Linked DNA regions of Homo sapiens: region 2 is linked to region 1. A link is a loop called in an ENCODE intact Hi-C map of the cell type or tissue named here. Cell type or tissue: PC-3. All regions are shown on one strand. Links, peaks and the distances in the headings refer to the core of each region. The heading gives the core; the rest is flanking DNA. Region 1 has its middle 51 kb from the start of SCML1. Region 2 has its middle 15 kb from the start of RAI2.

What was found. A loop is a pair of places that touch in the nucleus more often than their neighbours do. Peaks named below come from ENCODE experiments on the same cell type or tissue, not always from the same donor. Only the 100,000 strongest peaks of a DNase experiment are listed, where the experiment ranks them.
Region 2: it touches region 1 in a loop (5-fold over the local background); 2 of 110 quality-filtered maps call a loop at or near these places.

The regions. Positions count from the first base shown.
Region 1 is chrX:17,783,434-17,793,162 of GRCh38, reverse strand. No RefSeq gene overlaps it. Among named protein-coding and RNA genes, the nearest start is that of SCML1, 51 kb to the right of the region's middle. RefSeq lists enhancers at 5,072-5,842, 5,843-6,613. In PC-3, for the core only: a CTCF peak has its summit at 4,555 (motif pointing left); a DNase peak (open chromatin) is centred at 4,522; H3K4me3 peaks cover 604 bases.
Region 2 is chrX:17,870,987-17,880,715 of GRCh38, reverse strand. No RefSeq gene overlaps it. Among named protein-coding and RNA genes, the nearest start is that of RAI2, 15 kb to the right of the region's middle. In PC-3, for the core only: a CTCF peak has its summit at 4,347; a DNase peak (open chromatin) is centred at 2,355; H3K27ac peaks cover 1,877 bases.

The DNA of each region.
Region 1 (9,729 bases), core at 544-8,543:
TTGGAAGTGTTTTCAATGGGAAACTTTTCAAAATGCATTAAGCATCTTGGCAAAGGAAACCTTTCCTTGACTGGGTCATTGTTATGAGCAGGGGCAACTGGCCAGGGCTGAGATGACACGATGCCCTCCAGGCTGTCCAGGGAAGGGGCTGTTTGTCTCTAGCTGGTATTGACTCTCCTGTCCCCAGTGCCAACTCCACATGAGTGCCTTCCTTCTTTGCCTTTTTATTGGTTTGTTTTTAAAATCTCTTCCAATCCTGTCCCTTCTCAGCTTCCATGACAACAAGGCATGATTTGATCACCATCACTGGCCCACTGGCTCTCATCCAGAAACTGACCCATGAAATTGTCCCCTGGTCCCTGGCAAGTGCCTCTTCCTTCCCCACTCTGCAAGGCCCAACCCCAGTGTCTCCGGTAGGGAGACCATCCCCAGCTCCTCTCCTCCCCATGCTTCCCTGAGACTCCCTGCAGGGGAGGAACAGGCTAGGAAAGCCTCTCCCATTTTATTGAGCCAGTCTTTGTCCCTTGGGTGGGAAGCTCCCTGAGAGCAGGCACAGCTTTTGGTCCATAGCGCATAGTATCTGGCAAAGCCTCAATAGTTGCTTATTGAATTGAAACCTGGAGCACCTTCTCTGCTTTCATATATATCATTTCTTGGCCATATTGGCTCCATCCCAAGCTTGGCCACTGTCAGGCCTTTCTGGTTTGGCCCTATTTTGGATCCTAGTCAAAGGTGACTTGTACAAGCACCAGATGAATGGAACACCATGATTTAGACATTTGGGGTATGGTCCTGTGTCCTATTTATTTACTCTTTAGACCCTTCCTTTGTTTTGACCATCAAGGTTAAAATCCAGCAGAGCCCATTTGAGCAACCACAAATTTTCAAATAATTAAAATTTTAATTTATGTTTTACTGGTTTCCCTTTCTTCCTCTCTCCCTCCTACCCTCCTTTCTTCCCTCTTTCTTCCCTTTTTCTCTTTTCTTTTTTAAAAAACTCCCCAAAGTGCTGCTTCTGCTTAATTTTATAAATGGCAAGAACTCCCCAGGGAGCCCTGGTTGTTTCCCAGGCCTCATCTCCCTGACCTCTGGGAGGTACAGGTGTGAAGGCATGGAGGTATGAGGCACTTTCATCCCCCTCCTCCTCCTTAGCTTTCCTGGCAAACCTCTCTCCCCATGCTCTGGTCTCTCTGATTGTCTCTTCATTTTGACCTCTGCAGATAACGATGCTGATGCTCCACTTCTTCCCTCTCTTTCAGGCCTAAGTTCTCATTCCCTGTGCTTTCCTAGGATGACATTCTCATAGTTGTCTCCAACATTTTTATTTTGTTTATTTATCTCTATCTTCAGCTCTGACTTCTCTTTCCCCCTCTCTCTCTCCTTCTTTCCTTCTCTCCCTCCCTTCCTCTCTCTCTTTCTCTCTGCCTCTTTCTCTTTCTCTCCCCCTCACCAACCCGCCATATTAATAGGCTGGTGTCTCATATTCATCATCCTAGAACTAGACAGCATCGCCCATCCTCAACCCCTCCTCAGATCCAATGTACACCCTCTGCATCTGCTGCTGCCTGCTTCCTGGTTCTCCAAGCAAGAAATGTGGAGCTGTTCTTCATGACTTCTCCCTCACTTTCACCTCCCAGATACCTGTCTTCCTGACTTTGACTCCCCAGTCTTCCTCAAATCCATCATTCCTTTCCTCCATACTACTGTTCTTGAGCCTGCCCACATCATCCTCTGCCTAGATTCTTACAGTGGTGTCAGAACGGGATGGGCACCATGCACCCATCTTTAGCTTGCCTGATTCTCTCCTCTATACTGCCACCGGGATTGTTTTGGTAATAGGCAAGCTTCACCATGTCGTTCTGCTGCATAAAAGCCTGTGGTGTTGGATACCTCCCCGCACCCTGTGGCCTCACATGTCAGCAGGCCTCCTGAGGTCACGGCCAGCCCAGCACTGTGGCTAGAACTCCCTGCTTCACCCTATGTGTAAGCTCCAGGGATACAGGAAGGTTAGCAGTTCCCAGCCCTGCCTGTGAGGTTCCACCCCTGAGTGCCCTCCTCTTGACACTCCTTCCCCACCTTCTTGGGTTTTTTTTGTTTGTTTTTTGTTTGGAGACGGGGTCTCTCTTTGTTGCCCAGACTGGTCTCGAACTTCTGGCCCCAAGTGATCCTCCCACCTCACGCTCCCAAAGAGCTGGGATTATAGGCACCAACCACTGCACTTGACCTTCGCCATCTTCTTACTCTGACTAATCCTTCAGGATTCAGCTCAAAACAACACCTCCTCCAGAAAGCTTTCCATGACTGCTCTGGCATAAGCTAAGAGCCCCTCTTGCCCTCCCATAGCAACATATGCACACATCTGTATATCAACTCATCCATCTCATTCAATTGAAAGTATGACTCTGTCTATCCCACTGTGTCACACACTCCTCTAGGGCCAAGGTCATTGTCATTGTATCTCATACACCTAACACAGTGCTTGACATGTAGGGGACCCTCAATAAATGTGTGTGGACTGCACTGAACCTATGTGGAAAGTGCAAGTGTGCCCTTCTTAGCCAAACCAGTACAATATATGGAAACCCAAACATACGAAACAAATATCTGGAATCTATAATTGACTTTGCAAAAGAAGATGAACTACTTGATTCCTTTAAACCGTATGGCTTACTATGTTTTCAAAACAAGATGGATTCTTCAAAAGTGGTTTCTACACTCTTATAAAAATATACATAAAACATAAAGCAAGCAATAGTCAACATCTCATCACTGGCATACAAAGAAAATGCTTGAGCATTCACCTCCCCAGAGTTTGTGGATTTCTTTATAAATGACATGCATGGACTACCAAACAAATATGTACATTATAAAATAAGTGCAAAAATAGAAATGTTGGACAAAAATGAAACAAACATAAATAGGTTCAATATTTTCTTTCTACGCCCCAATTCATTATCTTATGTATCCCACCGGGTCATAATGAAATGAGACTATTATACATCTTTCAACTGGCTGAACACAACCTTTAAATTCTCTTAGAGATCCATGCATTCTTCTTTCTTGAAATATGAGAAATAACCAAGCACAAGAGGTTTCTGCATCAGAAGTAGAATGAGTGCCTGTCACTACACCTAAGCAGGGGGATGGCTGGAGACCCTGAGTAAAAGTTAAGAGTGCCAGTGTTAGAGCCACAAAGTCTGGATTGAATTCCCAGCTTTGCTCCTTTCTAGCTGTATGACTTTGGGCAGGTCACTTAACTTCTCTGCTTCCATTTTCTCAACTGTGAAATGGAAATAATAAAATATCTTCAAGTATCTGGGTTTGTGCACTGGGGTACCAAGGACAGGGTACTCAATAAATGAGCACACAGTAAGCATGAGCAAGGGATATAAATGATATAAATAATGATAAATAAATGTATTTGTATTATATCTTGTTTACAGATAATAATAGGGAGCAAGGTCACCACAATTCTAGATTTTAAAAAGACTTTAATTCCAGTAAGCAGAGTTTTAGATTTCACTTTGTTCCATGAAAGTGGGTTTCCAGCCAGGCACTTTCATGCCTGCTTCCAGACTACTGACCAATATTTGAACTAATGTAAATGTCATTTTGATTTCCTTCCCATTGGCCTGAGAAAAGGGTTGATCGCTTGGCTATCAGCAAGAAAATGAACTCGTTAGAATAGGAGAAAAAGTGACACAGGCTGGGAGAAAGAAGCCTGAAGGCAAAATTGGGCCTGGAATCAAAGTGGCATGTGTTCTTAGACCTCACCCTGCTTTGGATTCCTCATCAGTAAAACCGCACAACTCAGCTGCCTTTCTCATGGGGATTGATGAGCTAACGCAAGCGCCCAGGGCCCATGAGTAGGAGGTGCACACGGGCCAGGGTTCCCTTCCTTGCTTGCAGCAAATAGACGCTAGATGAGGATGGGACTTTCAGGTGTCCCCACCCAGGGACAGTCCCTTATCCAGAGGCCACCGTCCAATCACAGGGCCCATGGAAAGCCATGCCCTGGGGGCAGCTCTGTAGTGACACCAAGAGGCTATGCAGCCTTAGAAGTCTGCAACCTGGTGAGCAGGGGGGTTGAGGCTTCCTCAAAAGTAAATTATACAGCTGAACCCCCTTTATCAAACTCTTCTTACAAGAATGTGATGCCTTAGAGTGGATGAATTGTTATTTGAATTAGAAATCTAAAGTTTGCTTTACAAGAGATAACATCAGTTTCTGTTTTGAATGAGGGAGGTTTCTTGAGTGCACTTGAGACACGATCTAGCATGTGGGCAACTTCCGAAGAACACATCTGCTATATAAATTGGGGGCAAGTGTATTTGAAATAACTACAGAAAAGGGTTTGTGAGGTGAGCATAGAAAAGGAATCTCTTGCTCATGCCATTTATGAGCTGCTGACCTCTCCACCACGGGAAGAGGATTTTTTTTGCAGCAAAGGAATTCAAAAAGTCAGAACAGCCCTGCTTCTCCACCCACCTACTGGGAAGAAACCACCCTCTTACCCACTTCATCTGCGCTGGGATACAGCGCCCTCTGCTGGCAGATCACAGCAACAACCTCAGGAATCTTCCAGAGTGGTCCTGGCACGGGCACCTACCTAGCATACACCCCTCCTCTGTGAGCCTCTTGAGACACCCCTGGGGAGGGCCCAGACTGAAAATCCTGAAGGGTCCAGATTTTCAGAAAAGAACCACCTCACCCTTCATTAATGGGAAACCGTGTCCCAGCAAAGCCAGGGAGAGAGAAGATCGCTGGCCTGGGACTTGGTAGCCTTGGGGACAAGCTAAAATGAAAGCTGGGGACACAGCACACTGCAGGGTGCAGAGCTGAAGCAGTGACCTCGACATTTCTGGGGACGATAGGAACAGAGCAGGGGAATGTTGGGGATCTTGGAATGCGACTCAGGGGAGCTGGGGGACGGAAGCGGTGGTGGGAGCACAGGCCTAGCCTGGCAGCCACTACCCTTGAGCAAGCAGGGAGGGTGGGCCAGGGGCGCTCCCACGACACAGCCAGTATTGGTCACTCTGCCAGACACTGGGTTCCCTACCCCGGCTGCACCCCAGGATCACCAAAGGAACTGTCAGGACGCCTGATGCCCAGCCTGAGCCCAGAGATGTCCATGCTCCTGGTGGTTACCTACAAAAGGGTGGCCTTGGTAGAGTAAAATTTGCCTGAGAACTTCAGCCTGTCTCCCAGGCTGAGTCTAGCACTGAGACCCCGGGAGGAGGTCCGGGAAGTGGGGCCTCAAGTGTGCCCCAGGAGTGGTAGAAGGCAGCAGCACCTCCACCTGGAGGAAGCCTCCTAGTGAGGCACGACCTGGGCTGTAGTCTCCTCCGACACCGTCGGCCCACTCTGATCTCTGCGAGGCGCACGACTCCGGGCCCAGCTCTCACTCACCTCTCTCCTGGTGGTGAAGCAAATGCCATGTAGCATCATGATGGATGTCCTCCTCCCACACCTGCATTTGGGTGAGGGGACCAGTACACACCATCCCACCCTTTCAGGGCCCCAGGAAGGTGGGCCCTGGTGCCCACTCTGCCCTCCTGCCCAGCCCAGTTCAACAGCAAGTCTGCAGCCTCGAGTCCAGATTGCAGAGGGCCAGGTTCTGGTGACCCTTCTGGATTCCGTATCTTGATGTTTCAATGCCGAGAAAGGAAACAGGAAAGGCACCCTTCGAATGCTCTGGTCAAAGGTTCCACTGAGACCACTGCAGAAAGCTCAGCTTCTCAGACCTCAGGCAAGCTTGAAAGTACTTTCCTCTGGGAGGAGCCAAGATGGCCGAATAGGAACAGCTCCAGTCTACAGCTCCCAGCGTGAGCGATGCAGAAGACGGGTGATTTCTGCATTTCCATCTGAGGTACCGGGTTCATCTCACTAGGGAGTGCCAGACAGTGGACACAGGTCAGTGGGTGCACGCGCACTGTGCGCGAGCCAAAGCAGGGCGAGGCATTGCCTCACTCGGGAAGCGCAAGGGGTCAGGGAGTTCCCTTTCCTAGTCAAAGAAAGGAGTAACAGACGGCACCTGGAAAATCGGGTCACTCCCACCTGAATACTGCGCTTTTCCGACGGCCTTAAAAAACGGCCCACCACGAGACTATATCCCACACCTGGCTCGGAGGGTCCTACGCCCACGGAGTCTCGCTGATTGCTAGCACAGCAGTCTGAGATCAAACTGCAAGGCGGCAGCGAGGCTGGGGGAGGGGCGCCCGCCATTGCCCAGGCTTGCTTAGGTAAACAAAGCAGCCGGGAAGCTCCAACTGGGTGGAGCCCACCACAGCTCAAGGAGGCCTGCCTGCCTCTGTAGGCTCCACCTCTGGGGGCAGGGCACAGACAAACAAAAAGACAGCAGTAACCTCTGCAGACTTAAGTGTCCCTGTCTGACAGTTTGAAGAGAGCAGTGGTTCTCCCAGCACGCAGCTGGAGATCTGAGAACGGGCAGACTGCCTCCTCAAGTGGGTCCCTGACCCCCGAGCAGCCTAACTGGGAGGCACCCCCCAGCAGGGGCACACTGACACCTCACACGGCAGGTTACTCCAACAGACCTGCAGCTGAGGGTCCTGTCTGTTAGAAGGAAAACTAACAAACAGAAAGGACATCCACACCAAAAACCTATCTGTACATCACCATCATCAAAGACCAAAAGTAGATAAAACCACAAAGATGGGGAAAAAACAGAGCAGAAAAACTGGAAACTCTAAAAAGCAGAGAGCCTCTCCTCCTCCAAAGGAACGCAGTTCCTCACCAGCAACGGAACAAAGCTGGATGGAGAATGACTTTGACGAGCTGAGAGAAGACTTCAGACGATCAAACTACTCCGAGCTACAGGAAGAAATTCAAACCAAAGGCAAAGAAGTTGAAAACTTTGAAAAAAATTTAGAAGAATGTATAGCTAGAATAACCAATAGAGAGAAGTGCTTAAAGGACCTGATGGAGCTGAAAGCCAAGGCTAGAGAACTACGTGAAGAATGCAGAAGCCTCAGGAGCCGATGCAATCAACTGGAAGAAAGGGTATCAGCAATGGAAGATGAAATGAATGAAATGAAGCGAGAAAGGAAGTTTAGAGAAAAAAGAATAAAAAGAAACGAACAAAGCCTCCAAGAAATATGGGACTATGTGAAAAGACCAAATCTACGTCTGATTGGTGTACCTGAAAGTGACAGAGAGAATGGAACCAAGTTGGAAAACACTCTGCAGGATATTATCCAGGAGAACTTCCCCAATCTAGCAAGGCAGGCCAACGTTCAGATTCAGGAAATACAGAGAACGCCACAAAGATACTCCTCGAGAAGAGCAACTCCAAGACACATAATTGTCAGATTCACCAAAGTGGAAATGAAGGAAAAAATGTTAAGGGCAGCCAGATAGAAAGGTTGGGTTACCCTCAAAGGGAAACCCGTCAGACTAACAGCGGATCTCTCAGCAGAAACTCTACAAGCCAGAAGAGAGTGGGGGCCAATATTCAACATTCTTAAAGAAAAGAATTTTCAACCCAGAATTTCACATCCAGCCAAACTAAGCTTCATAAGTGAAGGAGAAATAAAATACTTTACAGACAAGCAAATGCTGAGAGATTTTGTCACCACCAGGCCTGCCCTAAAAGAGCTCCTGAAGGAAGCGCTAAACATGGAAAGGAACAACCGGTACCAGCCACTGCAAAATCATGCCAAAATGTAAAGACCATTGAGACTAGGAAGAAACTGCATCAACTAACGAGCAAAATAACCAGCTAACATCATAATGACAGGATCAAATTCACACATAACAATATTAACTTTAAATGTAAATGGACTAAATGCTCCAATTAAAAGACACAGACTGGCAAATTGGATAGAGTCAAGACCCATCAGTGTGCTGTATTCAGGAAACCCACCTCACGTGCAGAGACACATATAGGCTCAAAATAAAAGGATGGAGGAAGATCTACCAAGCAAATGGAAAACAAAAAAAGGCAGGGGTTGCAATCCTAGTCTCTGATAAAACAGACTTTAAACCAACAAAGATCAAAAGAGACAAAGAAGGCCATTACATAATGGTAAAGGGATCAATTCAACAAGAAGAGCTAACTATCCTAAATATATATGCACCCAATACAGGAGCACCCAGATTCATAAAGCAAGTCCTGAGTGACCTACAAAGAGACTTAGACACCCACACATTAATATTGGGAGACTTTAACACCCCACTGTCAACATTAGACAGATCAATGAGACAGAAAGTCAACAAGGATACCCAGGAATTAAACTCAGCTCTGCACCAAGCAGACCTAATAGACATCTACAGAACTCTCCACCCCAAATCAACAGAATTTACATTTTTTTTTCAGCACCACACCACACCTATTCCAAAATTGACCACAGAGTTGGAAGTAAAGCACTCCTCAGCAAATGTAAAAGAACAGAAATTATAACAAACTATCTCTCAGACCACAGTGCAATCAAACTAGTACTCAGGATTAAGAATCTCACTCAAAACCACTCAACTACGTGGAAACTGAACAACCTGCTCCTGAATGACTACTGGGTACATAACAAAATGAAGGCAGAAATAAAGATGTTCTTTGAAACCAATGAGAACAAAGACACAACATACCAGAATCTCTGGGACACATTTAAAGCAGTGTGTAGAGGGAAATTTATAGCACTAAATGCCCACAAGAGAAAGCAGGAAACATCCAAAATGACATCCTAACATCACAATTAAAAGAACTAGAAAAGCAAGAGCAAACACATTCAAAAGCTAGCAGAAGGCAAGAAATAACTAAAATCAGAGCAGAACTGAAGGAAATAGAGACACAAAAAACCCTTCAAAAAATTAATGAATCCAGGAGCTGGTTTTTTGAAAGGATCAACAAAATTGATAGACCGCTAGCAAGACTAATAAAGAAAAAAAGAGAGAAGAATCAAATAGACGCAATAAAAAATGATAAAGGGGATATCACCACCGATCCCACAGAAATACAAACTACCATCAGAGAATACCACAAACACCTCTACGCAAATAAACTAGAAAATCTAGAAGAAATGGATAAATTCCTCGACACATACACTCTCCCAAGACTAAACCAGGAAGAAGTTGAATCTCTGAATAGACCAATAACAGGATCCGAAATTGTGGCAATAATCAATAGCTTACCAACCAAAAAGAGTCCAGGACCAGATGGATTCACAGCCGAATTCTACCAGAGGTACAAGGAGGAATTGGTACCATTCCTTCTGAAACTATTCGAATCAATAGAAAAAGAGGGAATCCTCCCTAACTCATTTTATGAGGCCAGCATCATTCTGATACCAAAGCCGGGCAGAGACACAACCAAAAAAGAGAATTTTAGACCAATATCCTTAATGAACATTGATGCAAAAATCCTCAATAAAATACTGGCAAACCAAATCCAGCAGCACATAAAAAAGCTTATCCACCATGATCAAGTGGGCTTCATCCCTGGGATGCAAGGCTGGTTCAATATACGCAAATCAATAAATGTAATCCAGCATATAAACAGAACCAAAGACAAAAACCACATGATTATCTCAATAGATGCAGAAAAGGCCTTTGACAAAATTCAACAATGCTTCATGCTAAAAACTCTCAATAAATTAGGTATTGATGGGGCATATCTCAAAATAATAAGAGCTATCTATGACAAACCCATAGCCAATATCATACTGAATGGGCAAAAACTGGAAGCATTCCCTTTGAAAATGGGCACAAGACAGGGAT
Region 2 (9,729 bases), core at 589-8,588, 88 kb before region 1:
TCAGTCCCAAACAGTCTCTCAGAGGGTCCTCAGCAGGATAGAGTCCCTGGTGCCCCATGTAGTAACCCAATCATCAACATATCCTTTATTGGCTTTCTTGCCTTTGTATGTCACTTTCCTACTCCCTTACTGTGCTTCCTGGAATCACCTCCCAAATAGGATACTTCTATCTAAATCTTTGTCTTGGGGTCTGTTTTGTTGGAGTGGGGCAAACTAAGATAATAGTTAATAACATTTTAAATGGTCTCCTTGATGCTCTCTATTTTTAAGTAATCTGATTATAATGTCATTATTTTATGTAATGTGGTTGGTGCTGAGCTACAACTAGGGTAAGAGAATTGGCAGTGCTGCCATTTTCTTCTGATTTTGTAAGCTTGAATGAATAGTAGTATGTTGATCTATGGTTTCTTTGCAAGAATTTTTTTTTTTTTTTTTTTTTGAGACGGAGTCTCGCTCAGTCGCCCAGGCTGGAGTGCAGTGGCACGATCTCGGCTCACTGCAAGCTCCGCCTCCCGGGTTCACGCCATTCTCCTGCCTCAGCCTCCCAAGTAGGTGGGACTACAGGCGCCCGCCACTACGCCCGGCTAATTTTTTTTGTATTTTTAGTAGAGACGGGGTTTCACCGTGTTAACCAGGATGGTCTTGACCTCCTGACCTCGTGATCCGCCTGTCTCGGCCTCCCAAAGACGTAGCCACCGCGCCCGGCCAAGGACTTTTTAAAGTTACATACCTATTGTGAGAGGGTTTTTAGTTACAACTGGCTAATATACTTTGTAATGCTACCTCACCAGGAACATGTAAACTGCAATACTTTGCAATACACTGAAAGAAGTGATCACATGAGGGCTCCGCTGTCAACCCTTCTCAGTGTGGAACATTCCATCCTTCCCCAGAATACCTCTAAAAGCACATGGGACATATGACCTGCTCATATAGACAGAGGAAGCTCACTGGTAGCAATCTATATATTAAATGGTAGTCAAACTGAATCTATCTATCTATCTATCTAATCATTCTAACATTTGCTCTGTGTACCCCAGTATATTATCTCATTCACCCTTGGTGTATGATCACTCCACTTTGGAGGCCACTGCTCTAGAGAATCTAAGGCCATATCTAAGCAACCAAAGCCAAGTGGACGACTGAGGCCAATAAAGAGCTCACAGAGAATCACTTACAACTGGAGGTTGAGGGTTTGTGGTAGGATGGGCAGTATTTCCGTGAATTGATGTCCTTGAGTCCTTGAGGTCTTTGGTGTCTGAAGGAAGAAAGAGGAATTAGATGCATTAAGTGTGGAGGTAGAGAAGGCTGGAGAAATTAGAAGTGAGGACAAGAAAGGAGAAGGCAAGATTTTTGTTCTTGCCTGGTTTCATGGCATGGTTTTGATCCCCAGTGGAAAAAGATATTGAGCTCTAACATGGAAGGAGACATTCTATGAGATACTCTGGTGAGACTGAATACAAGTATTTTTGTCTTGGGGGCTGGGATGACAAAGAATATCACACAGTAGAGAATAGAGACAATCTCTGAACTGTTGTCCAAAACAGAATGCTGTCTGCTACTGCATCATGGACTATTTAGAGAGCATGGCAAGAGAATGTACTTGGTGGGGAAGCTGGAATTCTCACCATCAGCAGCAGCACTGGGAAGAGGCTTTCACTGTACTTCTGAGCAGATAACACTGACGAGGGGAAGCCTATTCAGGAAGAGAAGGAAATTTTGATAATGGATGTGTGGGACCTGTAGCTGCCATACTGATTCATGAGCTCCCTGTGAATTCCTGCTGGGGATATCCAGGAATACTCAATTGGGAAAGGGGGGACTTTTCCAGAAAACTGGTGACCCTGAATAAGTAAATAGAGTTAAAAGCCAGGAAGTTTGGATTAATTTGATTTCACTCATATCCCCAAGAAAACATTTGGGTTACAAATAATAATTTGGGTTCTTCTACTATCAAATAAGTAAATGATTATTTAATATCAAGTAATCATTCCTCCACTTTGGCACTAAAGAGCTGGCCACATTGCAGATAAAAAATTACAATGACACTTTAACCTGTTCACTTCTTATAGGGCCGTATTTGGTACAAGGAAGTACTCTAAAGCACCAGTTGATGATATGATATACAGGAACAAATAAGGAGGTGAACTAATAATGATAGTGCTTCTTCTAAGCAGGTTTGCAAGGGCAGACTTGCTTCTTGCTCTCCTGAGTTGCAGAATTATAGATGTTAGAGCCTTCCCTGTACGTGCATCACTCCCTTTGGTGAATCATTTGTACATCACATGAATGATATTTTGTGGACATGACCCTTAGATTCTTGCACATTGAGTAATAATTTATACTAACAATTTATTGCTCCCATAATTTAGAAACCTGATCATTCCCACCCAAATCCTTGGCATCTCACCTCCTCAAACAGTCATGATTTAATAGCTCAGCTGTGAGGTGAGATCTCAAATTACCAAAGCATCATAACTTTTACTATGAATATCATGAGACATGCAAAAGGAAGCTAAGACCACTGAAACCAGTTACACCTCAGGCAGAAGCATAAGCTAACTGCAAGACAGACACCTGTGGAAGCTTGATTCACATTTTCAGGATGCTGGGAAACCATTTAATGTGTTGGACAAATTTGGGGCATGGGGGAGATGGCAACCCAATGTCTTGAAAATGTTAACAGACTTTCCAAAGATATCGTAATCTATTCCCAGAGAGTAGTTTCCCATGTCTCAACATAACAAATAACCACAGTCCAATCAACAAAACGCATAGACCTTTTGGACTGGGTAGCAAAGCAGATATTTTCATCCAGGACGCTATCTGCAGTTTGGCCTCACTTGGGACAGTTTTCCTGAAGGGTTGTTTTCCTGGGTGGGAAGAGGTATCTTGTTTTGAGTTTTTTAAAAAAGATGTTTCCTTAAAAATTTTAAATCCATTTCATATATTTTTTTCAGGGTCAAATTTTAAAAATCAAATGAAAGACTCAAACACATTTAATCAGAAAGTGGTCAGCTTTTATCTGAAATCCTGTATATACTATTGAGAGCAAATGTTTAACTTAGGTGGAAGTGAAACATGGGCAAATGAAACTTAGAGAAATGCGACTTATTCGAAATTGTTGTAGATAAATTCTAGAAGTCAGAAGCTTAAAAAAAGACATAAATAATGGTTTCACAAACTTATCCAAATGCCAATAATAATTTAATATTCTTCTTCTAAGAGCAAGCACTCCACTTGCTAATTATTATCTCAAAATGAATTCATGAACATTAATTAAGTCCCATCCAGGCAGCATGATTAAGACATAATTAATAACAGACATTTAATACTAGTCGAATTTAGTAAACATTTGCTTCTATTGAAACTTTTTGTTCATTTGCCAGATAAGCAAAAGGTTAACTTCACTGTTGCAGTATATCTTCTAGCAAATGTTGTGTTTGGAGTTTGAAAGCAGTGCTCTGGGAAACAGTGTGCTGTTACCATGGTCTTGGAATGTCATAATCCTGAATTCTGCAACCATCCTGCACTCAAATGCCCTAGCAATTTTGGGCAAGCAACCTAATGCTCCAGATACTCTGGTTTCTAATCCCATCATAAAACAAATATAATAAACCTTCTCAACTTCTTAACACTCTTTCCACCCTTGGCTTCAAGGCCATTCTTCACAGTCTTTCTAATCTCTCCTTTTACTTTGCCCACTCTTGGTGGCATAGCTAATATATTTGACACCTGCAGCAGATCATTTCCAAAAATGTGCTTGCTTTCTATGCCAAACGTATTTTTAGTATTGATCATATAATAATCATAATAATCATTTTCTTGAATTTTTCTCTAGTTGTAAAACAAGAAATTAACAATTAAAATGAAGTTTTGGTCTGGACAAGATGGCTTAGACCTGTTTCTCTCTGCTCCTACCTGCTAAGTACAACTATAAACCTTAGAAAAAACTCAAAAGGCAAACAAAAGAACACTATGAAAGGTGATAAGAGGAAGGTGAGCTGGTTTGGGATTCCAGTACTGAAGGAACAACACAGCAGCAGAGTGTCTTATATCCCCCTACCCAGCAGAAGAAGGCAACCCTGGCCTGGCATTTCCAAGCCCTCAACCTGGCAACACGAGGTAGTGCAGGTAGGCTGATTTCTCCACCAGAATGAATGGCAGTCCTACTGATAATGCCCAGTGAGCCTACAGTGCTGGTAAGAAGGATAGATCAGGAGCCCTGCTAAAAGTAAGCAGCTAAGGCAAATTCTATCTTCCCCTGCAAGACCTGAGACACACCCACTTCTACTGAGAGACACTGGGTGGCAGGCTGGCATTGGCAAGATGGTTCTGCCACACACAATAGGCTGCTTATTCCTAGGAAGCATTCTTTATCCTTATGGGCTAGAGATTCCTTTCTTCCATCTTGAGACACCAGGTGGCCCTGCACTGGGAAACCCTTTTGATCCTTTCAGGCAGCACCACCAGGAACCAGTGGAAGTCCCAGCAGCACCAGCTAAATCAAGCATACCAAGAAGCACTGAAAAGGCTCTGAAAATTAAACTGTCATTGAAACCACAGTCCAAAAAAGTAGATCAGGATCTGTATGCTAAACCTAAACTGGTTTCTTTAAATAGGACCTAGAATCTCCTAAGATAAAAGCAAAAAATGTCCAGGATACAATAAAAAGTCACTCACCATATCAAGAGCCAGGGAAATCACAACTTGAATGAAAAAAGACAATCCAGGCATGGCAACAAAAAGATAAATAGGATGCTAGAATTATCTGACAAGGAATTTAAGGCAAGCATAATAAATAACTTCAAATGAATAACAATGAATTCTTTTTAAATAAGTGAAAAAGTAGAAAAAACCTCAGAAAAGAAATACAAGTTATAAAAAATAATGAAATGAAAATCTTATAAATGAAAAGTATAATACTCCATATTTATTAACTTGCTGGATGGAGTTGATAGTAGAGCAAATATGTCAGCAGATAGAATCAGTGAACTTCAGGATGAATTAAGAAGATTCACACGATCTGAAAAACAGAGAGATAGCCTGGAAAAAAATGAACAGGCTCCCAAAGACCTGTGGAACAATAACAAAAGATCAAACATATATATAATTGGAGTTCCAGAAAAAGAGGAAAAAGAGTGGGGTTGAAAGAATATTAGACATAATGACTGAAAGCGTCTCAAATGTGGCAAAAGAAACACATAGATGCAAGAAGCTGAGCAAACCTCAAACAAGATAACCTCCCCCCAATCCATATCATGACATATCATAGTTAAACTTCTGAAAACTAAAGCAAAGATAAGATCTTGAAGGCAGCCAGAGAGAAATGATGCATTACCTATCAGGGAACACCAATTTGGATGACAATGGGGTTTTCATCTGAAACCGTGGAGGCCAGAAGGAAGTAATACAATGTTCTTAAAGTTCTGAAAGCAAAGAACTGCCGATCTAGAACATCCTTTGGGAATGAAAGGGAAATCAAAGTAGTTGCAGAAGAAGGAAAACCAAGAGAATTTGTCACCATCAGACTTACCCTTAAATATTGTCTACAGGAAATTCTTCAAACAGAAAGGAAATTATAAAAGAAAAAATCTTGGAGCATCAAGAAGTGGGAAAGAACAACAGAAAGAGCAGAAATCTGGGTGAATAAAATAGACTATCTTTCCTACAAGCTTTATAAATTATATTTAATGATTAAAACATTAGTTATAATAACACTTGATACTCAACACAATTATATTTGAAAGCAATCAGATTAAAGGGATCTAAATGAAATTAAAGTTTCCACAGTTGACTTGAAGTGGCAAAATGCTGCTACCAGTAGAATGTGATAGATCACATATCTATATTGTAATACCCAGAGCAACAATTAAGCAAGCTATATAAAGAGATGCACTCAGAAACACTATAAATAATTCAAGATAGATTTATTAAAATGTTCAAGTAACCCACAGGAAGGCAAGAAGACAGAAACAGAAGAATGATAAACAGAGGAAACTGTCATAAAACAAACAATAAAATGGTAGGCTAAGGTTCTAACATACCAATAGTTATCTTAAATGTAAAAGGTCTGAATATACCAATAAAAAGACAGATACTGACAGAATGGATTTACAAAACAACTCAACTATATGTGGTTTACAAAAAAACCCTCAAATTCAAGGGCATAGGTAGGTTAAAAGTAAGAGGATAGAGACAGATATACTATGCAAACATTAATTAAAACAATTAGGGCCAGGCGCAGTGGCTCACGTCTGCAATCCCAGCACTTTGGGAGGCCGAGGCAGGCGGATCACCTGAGGTCTAGAGTTTGAGGCTAGCCTGGCCAACATGGTAAAACTTTGCCTGTACTAAAAATACAAAAAAAAAAAAAAAGGGCATGGTGGCAGGTGCCTGTAATCCCAGCTATTTGGGAGGTTGAGGCAGGAGAATCAATTGAACCTGGGAAGTGGAGGTTGCAGTGAGCTGAGATCACACCACTGCACTCCAGCCTGCACGACAGAGCGAGCCTCTGTCTCAAAAAAACAAACAAACAAACAACAACAAAAACAAAAAACAATTAGGAGAACCTATATTAATGTAAGATAAAGTTTAGAGCAAAGAAAATTGCTACAGATAGAAAGAGACATTATGTAAATATACCAAGAAGCTATAGCAATTATAAATATACGTGCATCCAAGAACAGAGCCTTAAAATGAATGAAAGCATAAGCTAATACAGCTGAAAGGAGAAATAGACAAATTCACAATTACAGTTAGTGACTTCAATGCTTCTATCTCAGCAACCGATAAAATTACTAGAAAGAAAATCAGAGAGGATATAGGTGATCTGAACAACACAATCAACCATCAGGATCCTATTGACATATATAAAACATCCCACTCGGTAACAGAAGAATACACATCTTTTTCAATAATCCATATAACGGTCTCTGAAATAGACAATATCTTGAGCCATAAAACAAATCTCAATACACTTGAAAGAGTTAAAAGTATATATGGCATGTTCTCTGACCTTAATGGAATCAAAGTAGAAATCAATAACAGAAAGAATGAAGAAGAAAAATCTCTAAACACCTGGAAATTAAGCAACACACTGCTAAATAATCCATGTGTCAAAGAGGTTGTCTCCAAGAAAATAAAAAAATGGAAATTAATTAAAAGGAAAATACAACATAACTAAATATCTGGGATGCAGCTAAAGCAGCACTGAGAGGGAAATTTATGGCATCAAAAACTTACTTTAGAAAAGATGCAAGGTCTTGAATCAGTAATCTAAGTTGCTACCTCAATAAACTAGGAAAAGAAGAGTAAAATAAGCCCAAAGCAAGCAGAATGAAGGAAATCATAAAAGCAGAAATCAATAAAATGAAAAACAGAAAAGTGAGTAAAAATGAAATAAAATTACATGCTGGTTCATCAAAAAATGAAATGAAATTGATAACATTTTAGTACAGTAAATAAAAATAAAAATAAAGAAAACAAGTCACCAATATTAGGAATGAAGCAGAGACTATCACTACAGATCTCATAGCCATTAGAAGAAAAATAAGGGGATATTACAAATAATTTATACTAATAAATTTAACAACTTGGAATAAATTGACCAATCCCTCCAAAACCACAAACTACCAAATGTCAGCCAAGATTAAATAAATAGTCCTATAACCATTAAAGAAATTGAATTTGTAATTTAAAAACTCCTTCAAAAAGAAACATCCAAGCCCAGACAGTTTCATTGGAAATCTCTATCAAACATTTAAAGAAGAAATAACACCAATTATACATAATCTTTTCCAGGAAATAGAATAAGAGAAAAAAATTCCAGCTTATATTGTGAGACAAATATCCTGATATCAAAACTACACAAATGGTACAAAAAAAGTACAAGTAGATATCAATATTGTTTATAAACTCGGACACCAAAATCCTTAACAAAATAGCAAATCAAATCCAACAATGTATTAAAAGAATACACATGGGGCAAGTGAAATTTATTCCAGATATAAAAGAATGATACAGCATTCAAAAATAAATCAATGTAAACTATCATATCAACAGGCTAAACAAAAAATCAGATAATCAATATTAATTGATGCAAAAAACACATTTGTCAAAATTAACACTCATTCATCATAAAAGTTCTCAGCAAGTTAGGAAGAGAGAAGAATTATCTCCACTTGACAAAGAGTATCTACAGCAAACCTATAGAAAACATTATACTTAATGGTGAAAGACTGAATATTTTCTCCCTAAGATCAGAAACAAGGTAAAGATGTCTATTCTTGCCACTCATACTCAACATAATACTGGAAGTTCTGGCCACTGCAGTAAAGCAAGAAAAAGAAATAAAGGCATACAGATTGGAAAGAAAGAAACAAAACTGTTCCTATTTGCAGATGACATGATTGCTTATGTAGAAAATTCCGAGGAATTTCTAAAATATAAAAAGATATTCTAGAATTAATAATTGCAATAATTGAGTTTAGGAAGGTCACAGAATATAAGATGAGCACAAAAAATCCGTCTTATTTCTATATACTAACAAAGAGCATATGGAAGCAGAAATTTAAAACACAATACCACTTACAATCACTGCAAAGAAAGTGAACACTTAGGTCTGAATTTAACTGAAAAATGACAATGTGCTGATGACGTTAAAGAAGACCTTAATAAATGGTGATACATTCTAAGTTAATGAATTAGAAGACTCAACATACTAAAGGTGTCATTTCTTTTCAATTTGATCTATAGATTGAAAGTTATTCCTATCAAAATCCCAGCAAAAATTTTTATAGACATATACAAGCTTTTTCTAAAATTTATATCGAAAGGCCAAATAACTAAAATAGTTCAAACTATCTTGAAAAAGAAGAATAAACTAGAAGCAATCACTGTACCTGATATTAATGATGACAATATAGCTACAGTAATCAAGATAGTATGTGTGGGTGGAGGGGCAGACACATGGATACATAGATAAGTAGAATGGAGTAAAGAATCCAGAAATACTCACACAAATATGGCCAACTGATTTTTGACAAAGGTGCAAAAACAACCCAAAAGAGGAAAAATGGGCTTTTCAAAAAGTAGTGCTAGAGCAATTGGACATCCATAGGCAATAAATAAATAAATAGTAAAATCTTTTGCTCTGTAAAAGACCATATTAAAAGGATAAAAAGACAAGATACAGACTGAGAGAAAATATGCACAAACCGCACATGTGACAAAGAATTAATATCTAGAATATATAAAGAATTCTCAAAATTCAACAGTATAAATACCCAAACAATCCAATCATAAAATGGGCAAAAAGTATGAACAGACCTTTCACCAAAGAGGACATACAGGTGGTAGACAAGCACAAGAAAAGATGTTCAACATCATTAGCTACTAGAGAAATACAAATTAAAACCACAATGAGCTATCACTACACACCTATTAGAATGGCTAAAATAAAAATGGTTCTAATGCCAAAAACTGGTGAGTATGTGGAGAAACTTGTTCACCCATACATTTCTGGTGGGAATGTAAAATGTTAGAACAGCTCTATAAAGCAGTTTGGCAGTTTCTTAAAAAACCAAGCATGCAATTACCATACAATCCAGCAAGCGAACTTTTGGGCATTATCCTAGAGAAATGAAAACTTATGTTCACATAAAAACCCATGCAGGAATGTGCATAGTAGCTTTATCCATAGTAGCCCAAAGCTGACAGCAGACCAAA